Linked DNA regions of Homo sapiens: region 2 is linked to region 1. A link is an interaction called in ENCODE POLR2A ChIA-PET data of the cell type or tissue named here. Cell type or tissue: B cell. All regions are shown on one strand. Each heading gives the region's core, and the rest is flanking DNA. Links, peaks and the distances in the headings are about the cores only.

Region 1 (5,363 bases), core at 79-5,078:
TGCAGACGGGGACAGTCCGGCCTCGGGGATCTCCGCCGCGTTTCGGAGAGTCCCTGAGTGAAAGGTGCTACTCGGCCAGGCCCCGCCCACCACGGGGCGCGCGATCGCGGGGGACTCTGAACGACTCCCGGCTTGGGGTCTCCAGGGGGTTTGCGGGGGGCTCCTGGATGAAGGGTGCAGGTCCTGGCCACCGCGGGGTGCGCGATCGCGGGGACCCTGGGCAGGGGTGCAGACCGGGAAGGGTCCCGGCTTGGGGGTCTCCAGGGGGTTTCAAGGGGTCCCTGAGTGAGGGGTGCAGCTCGGCCAGGCCCAGCCCACCGCGGAGTACGCGATCACGGGGGACCCTGAGCAGGGGTGGGGTCAGCCTGGCCTCGGGGATCTCCAGGGGGAGACCCTGAGTGAGGGGTGCCACCTGGGCAGGCCCTGCCCACCGCAGTTTCCGAGATCTTGGGGGACCCCTTGGGAGGGGTGCAGACCGGAGTGGCCCATTCTCTTGGGGACCTCCAGGGGGTTTCTAGGGCACTGAGTGAAAAGTGCAGACCAGGAATGCCCCACCTATGGAGGGGGTCCCAGGAGATCTTCCGTGTCCTGAGTGAGGGCTGCAGAGGGGCCTCCAGCTAGCTCTGGGGACCCTTCCGTGAGAGGTGCATTTTGGGGCCATGGGGGTTACAGACTAGGGCTCCCCACCAAAGAGAGGTCCTGGGGATTTGGGGGCTCCCTGAGTATTGGGCTGCAGCCCCCCATATGCCTCGTCCCTCAGAGGATTCCAAGGAGACTTGGCGGACCCCCCCCAACTGAGGGGGTGTGAGTGGGAGTCTCTGGGGATGAAGCTGGGTATTGGGGTATCTGGGGTGGAATGGGGGTGGTCTCTGGGCTCCAAGGAGACTGGGGGGCCCAGGCCCTCTGAGGAGGCCCAAGATGGGGTGTGTGGGGGGTCTCCCTGGAGTCTCTGGGGTGAGTCACGTGGTCTCAGTTCTCCCTGGAGCTTTAGCGAGTTCCCTGATGAATCCAGAAGAGATTGGTGACTGGGGTGGGAATTAGGCCCCTCATCTCTCACCAGGCCCAGGGTGGGTAGGGGGCCGAGGGAGAGGTTCTGATACCTTGGGGTCCCACGGGAAATTTGGGAGTCCCTTATTTGTGCCCTGGTGTCAGCGGTGGTCTGGCAGGTTCTGCCCCCAAGAGAATATGAAGGAAGGGTGAGAGTTGGGATCTTGGGTCCGGTGGAAAGTGTTGAGGTTCTGAATGGGCCCCGAGGCTTCAGTGCAGACTGAAGGAGAAGAGGCGGGAAAGTCTGCCCACCAAGGGGACATGAGGTCGGGGTGTCTTGGGGTCTGGGTGCAATCTGTCCTGCCCCCCAACCTAACCCTGGGGAGGCTCTTTGTCCCTCCCACTGGCCATGCCCAATCCAAGGACAGGACTCCAGAACGGGGGGCAGGCAGGAGCACCCACTTGATTCCTGCCATGGGTTGGGGTCCTGGGGTCCCTAGGCCCCAGTGTCCTGTTGGGAGAGCTGGGTGCCGAAGTCGGGATTTGCAGCGCCCAGTCCCCACTCGCCCATCTGGAGATCAGAGGACGTGGTGGGCTTCTGGGAGAAGAGCTGCTTGTTGAGGGGGTCGGGTCATTTCTGGGAGCCACTTACCCTCTGTGTGACCTTGGGCTAGTCGCTTACCCTCTCTGGGTCTCAGTGCCCTCGCCTTTGGAATGGGTGTAATTATAATACCCACCTCTTACTTGTGTGTGGGGCCACAGCAGGTTAACTTTTGTTCAGTAGCTCCCTGTGGGTTGTTTTCACAGTGCCCTGGGGACAGGGAACCTGAAAGAATGTAGCTGGTGCCTTCAGGGAGGTAGAAGGAAGATCAGTGCTTGGTGGGATCCCCTGCTTTTCTTTCTTTTTTTTTTTTTTTTTTTTTGAGATAGAGTCTCGCTCCGTCGTCCAGGCTGGAGTGCAGTGGCGCGATCTTAGCTCCCCGCACCCTCTGCCTCCCGGGTTCAAGTGATTCTCCTGCCCCCGTCTCCCGAGTAGCTGGGATTACAGGTGTTCACCACCATGCCCGGCTCATTTTTGTATTTTTAGTAGAGACAGAGTTTGGCCTTGTTGGTCAGGCTGGTCTCAAACTCCTGGCCTCAGGTGATCTGCCTGCCTCGGCCTCCCAAAGTACTGGGATTACAGGTGTGAGCCGCCGTGCCTGGCCAGTCCCCTGCTTTTCAATTAGTGTGGCTTTGGGCAGGCCCCTGTGTCTCTTGGAGCCTCCATCTTGCCATCTGTCCAGTGCGGAGTTGTCCCAACTTAGAGGCCGCCTGCTGGACCCGTGGCGTGCAGGGTTAGAGCTGGTTTCTTGTCTTTGGGCCTCTGTTATCCCACCTGCCAATGGGACGAACAGCTGCAGGGAGCTTTGAGGGTGCAGGGCCTGGTGAGTGCTGGGGAGGTACCAGCCCCAGCCCCACTGGACGCCCCATTGGACCGGCCCTGTGCCCTAGAGGGAGCCTGGCCCAGCCACCTCTCGGGGCCGCAGCAGCATCCTTTACAACTCAGTTCACTCAGGCTGGGTGAAATGCGGGTCTGACTCCAGTGAAGGCAGCCATTTAGCAGGTGACACACTGGCCCCTCCGTGAGCCCTGTCACCCAGCCGTGTCTGCAGGGCATGTGGCAGGGGACAGCTGGGAGTTCCGCCTGCGACTAGTGGGCCAGGAACCCGGCTAGTGGGGAGCAGAGTTGGAAGCCTGCTGGGGTGGGGGCCGCTGGTGGGGGGACGTCATGTGGGCCCACATGGAGGGAGTGACCTGGAATAGCTGGGGGCCTTCTAGACACAGGTGGGCCACGTGGGGTTCAGAGAGCAGCCTCAGGCTCAGGCTGGCAGGATGGGGGCAGGGGAGGGAGCTCTGAACGAGGAGGGACCTGGGGTGTCAGGCCTAAGAGCATGCAGGTCACCTGGACAGCAGGGCCTCTCTCACCTGGCCAGCTTCTGCCCCCAGGGGACTCTTGGCCAAGGCTGGGCATGCCCTTGGTTGTCACATTGGGAGGGAGACGGCATCGGCACAGCGTGGGTGGAGGCTGGGTACTGCTCAGCGCCCCGAGAAGAGAATCACCTGGCCCCCACGAGGATGACGCAGCCCTCACGAGGATGACCCAGCCCCATGAGGATGACCCAGCCCCCACGAGGATGACCCAGCCCCCACGAGGATGACCCAGCCCCCATTAGGATGACCCAGCCCCCATTAGGATGACCCATCCCCCATTAGGATGACCCAGCCCCCATGAGGATGACGCAGCCCCCATGAGGATGACCCATCCCCCACGAGGATGACGCAGCCTCCATGAGGGTAACACGGCCCCCATGAGAATGGCCAGGCCGAGGAGCCTGCTGGGAGGCGTGAGGGACTCAGTTCAGATTTTTTCAGGCTCATAACACGACTCACAGCATCCTGGTGTGTGGCGGCCCCCGAGGTCCTCACACACGCCTTTCTCACTTCTTTTTTGAGATAGAGTCTCACTCTGTCGCCCAGGCTGGAGTGCAGTGGTGTGATCTCGGCTGACTGCAACCTCTGCCTCCCAGGTTCAAGCAATTCTCCTGCCTCACCCTCCTAAGTAGCTGGGATTACAGGCGTGTACCACCACACCCGGCTAATTTTTGTATTTTTAGTAGAGATGGGATTTCACCATGTTGGCCAGGATGGTCTCTATCTCTTGACCTTGTGATCTGCCCGCCTCAGCTTTCCAAAATGCTGGGATTGCAGGTGTGAGCCAGTATGCCTGGCCTTTTTTTTTTTCTAGACAGAGTCTCTCTCTGTCGCCCAGGCTGGTGTGCAGTGGCGTGATCTTGGCTCACTGCAACCTCTACCTCCTGGGTTCAAGGGCTTCTCGTGCCTCAGCCTTCTGAGTAGCTGGGATTACAGGCGCCCACCACCATGCCCGGCTAACTTGCTCACTTCTTTCCTGCCCGCAGGAGTTCACCCTTGCACACTCGTACAAAACCAGGCCAAGCATGGGTTCCACATTCCCATGTGACACTAGGGGGTGTCTTTTGGCGGTGTGGATGAATCGCCATATACAAGCATCGTTGGAGGGCTTGGGAAAGGGTGGGGTGGGGGCTGGCCAGATGGGTATTTGTTGAAGGAGGATCACTGAGTGCTGGGGGCGGGGGCAGGTGCAGGGAGGCCGCGCTGTGGCCCGTGTCCAGGCGCGGGAGAGGCAGGTACTCCAGGTACTTCCCTGCCAGGCCTTACGTTCCCGAGGGAGGAGACCTGGCTTCGGCATCTTCTGTCTTCCCCTGCCCCGGTGTCCCCTGGCTGCTCAGGGCTGCTGGAGGGGGTCTCGGAGGCGGCCCAGGCGAGCGTGGAGGATGGAGTCCACTTTGGAAGTGACCCCAAGCCGGTGTTTGCATTTTCTGCACAGGGCTGTAGTTCTTAGCCGGGCCATTTTGTCCCACCGTGGCCTCCTCCAGCCGAGTTATGCTGCTCTGTGTGTCCGAGGGGTCCCAGGCAAAGGCCATCTCAGGCTATCTGAGCCCTGCCAGGCCCACATGTGTGGACACACTTGTTGACTTCCCTCAAGCCTAGCACTTGCTAGATGCCGTGAAAGATGAAAGAAAAGGCCCAGCCTGTCCCCAGCCCTTTGCAGCGCCTCACAAGCACAAGGAGGCCGTCCTGCCCCGGCACACCCGTTCCGCAGGCTCAAAGGGTCTTTGTGAGGTGCCCCAGCCTCTAGAACTTTCCTCATCATCACAGCACGGCAGACCAGGCATGGTCAGCAGACTTTTTCTAAAAAAGGCCAGACTGTCTGCATCTGAACCACTCAGCTCTGCCATAGGATGAAAGCTGCCTTAGCCCATAGGTGAATAAGTGGGTGCTGCTATGTGTCAATAAAACTTTATTTATACACATGGAACTGTGAAGTGCATAGAATCTGCCTGTGTCACAAAGTCTCTTCATCTTCCCCCCTGGCCTTTATCGTTTTTGTTTTTGAGACAGTCTCGTTTTCCAGGCTGGAATGCAGTGGCACAATCTCCGCTCACTTCAACCTCTGCCTCCCGGATTCAGGCGATGAAGCGATTCTTGTGCCTCAGCCTCCCCAGTAGCTGGGATCACAGGTTTGCACTGCCACGCCCAGCTAATTTTTGTATTTTTAGCAGAGATGGGGTTTCACCATGCTGGTCAGGCTGGTCTCGAACTCCTGACCTCAGGGGATCTGCCAGCCTCTGCCTCCCAAAGTGCTGGGATTATAGGCATGAGCCACCTCTCCTGGCTACCCCTAGCCATTTAAAAATGTAAAAACCGTCTGGGCGCAGTGGCTCACACCTATAATCCCAGCACTTTGGGAGGCCGAGGTGGGCGGATCACGAGGTCAGGAGATTGAAACCAGCCTG
Region 2 (5,363 bases), core at 291-5,290, 900 kb before region 1:
CAAAGTGCCCAGAGATAGGACTTAACACATAGTGAATGATGTAGAAGTAATTGTTACATAAAAGCAAATCTAGCTTAAAACGCGAGGCTGTCCCTGCAGCTCCGTCTTAGCAACTGGGAACAGCTTAAGTGTCCAACAGTAGGGGACTGTGGAGGACATTTCACGAGATGGCAGAGTGAGGCTTCCAAAAATTGTCAGTGGTCTGGGAGACATAATATGATGGGATGTTTATAGAGAACAACATAGGATATAATTTTTGTGTGAACCATATATATTTTTTTTTTTTTGGAGACAGAGTCTAGCTCTGTAGCCCAGGCTGGAGTGCAGTGGCACGATCTCGGCTCACTGCAAGCTCCGCCTCCTGGGTTCACACCATTCTCCTGACTCAGCCTCCCAAGTAGCTGAGACTACAGGCGCCCGCCACCACGCCTGGCTAATTTTGTTTTTGTATTTTTAGTAGAAATGGGGTTTCACCGTGTTAGCCAGGATGGTCTCGATCTCCTGATCTCATTATCCGCCTGCCTCGGCCTCCCAAAGTGTTGGGATTATAGGCGTGAGCCACCGCGCCCGGCCAACCATATATATTTTTTTAACCTTTGTACATTTCTTTTTTGACACAGGGTCTTGCTCTGTCACCCAGGCTGGAGTGCAGTGGTGCAATAATAGTTCACTGCAGCCTTGTCCTCCTGGGCTCAAGGGATCTCCTACCTCAGCCTCCTGAGCAGCTGGGGCTACACAGGAGTGCACCACCACAACTGGCTAATTTTTTAAAATTTTTTTGTGGAGGTGGTATCTGCTCTGTGGCCCAAGGTGGTCTTGAACTCCAGGGCTCAAACGATCCTCTCATCTTGGCTTCCCAAAGTGTTGGGTTTACAGTCATGAGCCACCTCGCCCAGCCTGAAACACATTTTTTTTTTTTTTTTGAGATGGAGTTTCGCTCTGTCGCCCAGGCTGGAGTGCAGCGGCACGATCTCGGCTCACTGCAACCTCTGCCTCATGGGTTCAAGTGATTCTCCTGCCTCAGCCTCCTGAGTAGCTGGGATTACAGGCACGCACCACCACACCTGGCTAATTTTTGTATTTTTAGTAGAGATTAAAATGGGTTTCACCGTGTCAGCCAGGCTGGTCTTGAACTCCTGACCTCAGGTGATCTGCCCTCTTCAGTCTCCCAAAGTGCTGGGATTACAGGCGTGAACCACCACGCCCGACCTGAAACACATTTTGAATAACAATCCCAAGCACATTTTGTGCCCAGCATTGTTCAAAGTGCTCATGATACATTAACTCAGGGGTGGGCAAACTTTTTCTGTAAAGAGCCAGAGAGTAAATATTTTCATCTTTGCAGGACATATCATCCCCATTGCACCTGCTTGGCTGTGCCCTAGTGCACAAAAGCTGCCATAGACGGCATGGTCATGAATAAACGTGGCTGTGTGCCAATCAAACTTTACACACACTGAAATGTGAATCACATGTACTTTTCACGTGTCACAAAGTATTCTTTTGACTTCTTTCTACCACTAAACAATGTAAAAAAACAAAACCGAGCAGGGTGGCTCATAGTTGTAATTTTAGCACTTTGGGAGGCTGAAGCAGGAGGATCGCTAGAGCCCAGGAGTTTGAGATCAGCCTGGGCAACCTAGAGAGATCCCATCTTTACAAAAAATTTCAAAATTAGCTGTGTGTGTGGAGCGCACCCCTAGTCCCAGCTACTCAGAAGGCTGAGGAGGGAGGATCACTTGAGCCCAGGGAGGCTGAGCCTCCAGTGAGCTGATGACACCACTGCACTCCAGCCTGGGCAACAGAGGCAGACCTCATCACTAAAAAAAAGTAAAAATTTTAAGAGGCCAAGGCGGGCAGATCACTTGAGGTCAGGAGTTCGCGACCAGCCTGGCCAACATGGTGAAACCTCGTCTCTAATAAAAATACCAAAACTAGGCCAAGGCGTTCAGATGACTTGAGGCCAGGAGTTTGAGACCAGCCTGGCCAACATGGGAAAACCCCATCTCTACCAAATAATAATTATTTATTTATTTTTTTGAGATGGAGTCTCACTCTGTTGCCCAGCCTGGAGTGCAGTGGCATGAGCTTGGCTCCCTACAACCTCCGCCTCCAGGGCTCAAGCGATTCTCCTGCCTCAGCCTCCCAAGTAGCTGGGATTATAGGCACGTGCCACCACGCTGGGCTCATTTTTGTATTTTTAGTAGAGACGGGATTTCACCATGTTGGTCTGGCTGGTCTTGAACTCCTGACCTTGTGATTCACCACCTCGGCCTCTCAAAGTGCTGGGATTACAGGCGTGAGCCACCGTGCCTGACCAAAAACTGCAATTACTTTGGCACCAACCTAACAGTATCATTCCCAGTCTACAGATGAGGAAGCTGAGGCACAGAGAACTTGAGGCACTTCCTCAATGCCACACAGCCAGTGTTAAGTCTGGGATTTGAATTTGGGCAAGTTGACTCATAAAGCCCATCTCCTTAAGCCCCAATGGCTCTACCTTCTATATCTTAGCAGCAAAAAAGAGCAGGAAAAGAAAGTGAGGGATGGCCAGGCACAGTGGCTCATGTCTGTAATCCCAGCAGTTTGGGAGGCCAAGGTGGGCAGATCACAAGGTGAAGAGATCGAGACCATCCTGGCCAATATGGTGAAACCCCGTCTCTACTAAAAATACAAAAATTAGCTGGGTGTGGTGGCGTGCACCTGTAATCCCAGCTACTCGGGAGGCTGAGGCAGGAGAATCGCTTAAACCCAGGAGGTGGAGGTTGCAGTGAGCCGAGATCATGCCATTGCACTCCAGCCTGGGCGACAGAGCAAAAGTCCATCTCAAAAAAAAAAAAAAAAAAAGAAACAAAAAAAGAAACTGAGGGGTAAGCTTCGGGGACAGGAGAAAAGAGGTTAAAATTGCAACAATGGGCTGGGCATGGTGGCTCACGCCTGTAATCCCAGCACTTTGGGAAGCCGAGGCAGTTGGACCACCTGAGGTCAGGAATTCGAGACCAGCCTGGCCAACATGGTGAAACCCTCTCTCTACTAAAAAAAAACACACGAAAATTAGCCGGGCGTGGTGGCACGCACTTGTAATCCCAGCTACTCGGGAGGCTGAGGCAAAAGAATCGCTTGAACCCGGGAGTTGGAGCTTGCAGTGAGCCGAGATCTCACCACTACACTCCAGCCTGGGCAACACAGCAAGACTCTGTCTCAAAAAAAAAAAAAAAAAAGCAACAATGGATGTGGCTGTGTTGGCTGTTTCTTGCCTGTTTGTTTGTTATATTTTTTCCTCTTTCTCCACACTTCTGCAGGGGACGTTATACAAATTGAGGGTGGGGGGCAGGCAACCTCACAAGAAAAGCCACTGAGGCCACTTTTGCAGAATTTGCTCGGCCTTCAGACGTTTCCTCTGCAAGGCATCCTCAGTGCCCCTTGATCCTCCAGAGCCCTGAGAGGTTAACAGCAGCAGGTATGATTAAGCCCATTTTATAGATGAGGAAATTGAGGCCCACAGGTAGCTCTGCAGCCTTAATAACAGCTCCGGTAGCCAGGCCGGGTTCCGGCAATTATCCCATTTCATGCACAGACAGCCCCAGGCCAGGCAGGGGAGCCCTTATTACCTCGTTTGATAGAGGAGGCGTCAGATGAAGGAAAGGGGTTATCCAAGGTCACACAATGGGACCGCTGGCGTGGCTGGATCTGCTGGGGTCATGCCCCTGAGAGCGGGCTCCGGCACTAGGAAGGAACCCAGGCAGCCATGCCTTCCCTGAAAACTCAGTGCTGAAGCTCCCGGAGCAAAGACTGATGACCAGGTTAGTGCAGCCGGCCCCACTGTGCCTGGGGCCCCTCCGTCCCTGCGCAGCTCCATGGGCTGGGACAGAGTTCAGATACGCATAGCCCTTGCCCCTCCCTGGAGTTATTTTATTTTATTTTCTCTCTCTCTTTTTTTGTTTTGTTGTTTTTTTGAGATGGAGTCTAGCTCTGTCTCCCAGGCTGGAATGCAGTGGTGCGATCTTGGCTCACTGCAACCTCCGCCTCTGGGTTCAAGCTATTCTCCTGCCCCCTGAGTAGCTGGGATTACAGGCGCCCGCCACCACACCCGGTTAATTTTTGTATTTTTAGTAGAGACGGGGTTTCGCCATGTTGGCCAGGCTGGTCTCGAACTCCTGAACTCAAGTGATCCGCCTGCCTCGGCCTCCCAAAATGGTGGGATTACAGTCATGAGTCACTGCGCCCTGCCTAATTTTTAAATTTTTGTAGAGATGGGGTCTTGCTATGTTTCCCAGGCTAGTCTTGAACTCCTGGCCTCAAGTGATCCTCCTGCCTTGGCCTCCCAAAGTGCTGGGTTGACACTGGGTGCTGGGTGGGTGGGGCCACCGTACCCAACTGATAACTCATGTTTTAACACAAACTTTCTAAGAATAAAAGTGATTGCAGAAGATCCAGAATGAATGAAGTACCAATATTTAAATAAAGATCGATTACATATTACTGCTTTTGGGGTTTATTTTGGCCTTAGGATGCAACGCGACCCTTCTTGGCCTTGTAGGTCCATGGGACTTGAAGTCCAGATCCCAGGTGGTGCCTGGGAGGAGACTGAGGTGGATGAGGAAGGCATTCCAGGAGGAGAGGACGGCCCAAGCTGAGGTCTGGAGGTAGAAAGCCTGTCAAGCCACTCGTGGGAGAGGTGGCAGCTGCCAGCTGCGGGCCGTGAAGGCCACGTCTGATGCCCTTTGAGTGGGCCACCCCCTTTCCGCCTTTGCAAAATGCTGGAAAGGGGGTGGAAGAGCCTCTGTCCTCTCTTCCCGCCCAGAGTGTGATTTTTCAGGGTGAGCCCAGCCTCGGCTTGGCTCCAATTCCTTCTTCCTGCCAACAGCTCTCTCTCTCCTCTTTTTGATTCTGTCGCGGAGTTGGTGGGGGTGAGGATGCAGGGGAGACAAAAAAAAGCACTGCCTCTCCTTCCCCCACCGCTCCCGGGAGGAATTTGACATGGCAGTGGGCCCGGTCCTCGCCCTCCCCGGAGCTGCCCTCGCCAACTATGACGTGGCCGCTCTGGGGATCTTCCGAGGATGGCACCGGTTTCCCAGCCCCAGGCACAGGGGCACGGAGGGGGCTCCCTGTCTCAGTTTCCCCACTGGGAGGGCAGCAGGACTGCTCCAGAGACCCTGGGTCCCCTCAGACTCAGCTCAGCCCCCACCCCCACCGCCTGTGACCATCTGTTCATCGTTGAAAACCTCGTGGCGTTGGGGTTTTGCTGGTGGAGTCCAGAGCTAAAGGCGGGGACCCTGGGCCAGAAATAGGGAAAGAGGGGGCTCGCCAGGGCCTTGCCTACCACCCCCACCAAGATGGTCTGAGCTGGGCTTACAGGTTGA

What was found. ChIA-PET counts read pairs that join two places held together with the same protein. Peaks named below come from ENCODE experiments on the same cell type or tissue, not always from the same donor. Only the 100,000 strongest peaks of a DNase experiment are listed, where the experiment ranks them.
Region 2: POLR2A ChIA-PET joins it to region 1 with 7 read pairs; 2 of 35 experiments call an interaction of 5 or more read pairs at or near these places.

Annotation. Positions count from the first base shown.
Region 1 is chr19:2,450,840-2,456,202 of GRCh38, reverse strand. All of the region lies in intron 1 of LMNB2 (lamin B2), which reads left to right. Among named protein-coding and RNA genes, the nearest start is that of LMNB2, 3.4 kb to the left of the region's middle. RefSeq lists a silencer at 76-255 and enhancers at 516-1,224, 1,225-1,935, 1,992-2,606, 2,607-3,221. In B cell, for the core only: no CTCF peak of the experiment used is centred there; DNase peaks (open chromatin) are centred at 552 and 3,068; H3K4me3 peaks cover 454 bases; H3K27ac peaks cover 507 bases.
Region 2 is chr19:3,346,464-3,351,826 of GRCh38, reverse strand. No RefSeq gene overlaps it. Among named protein-coding and RNA genes, the nearest start is that of NFIC, 17 kb to the left of the region's middle. In B cell, for the core only: no CTCF peak of the experiment used is centred there; no DNase peak of the experiment used is centred there.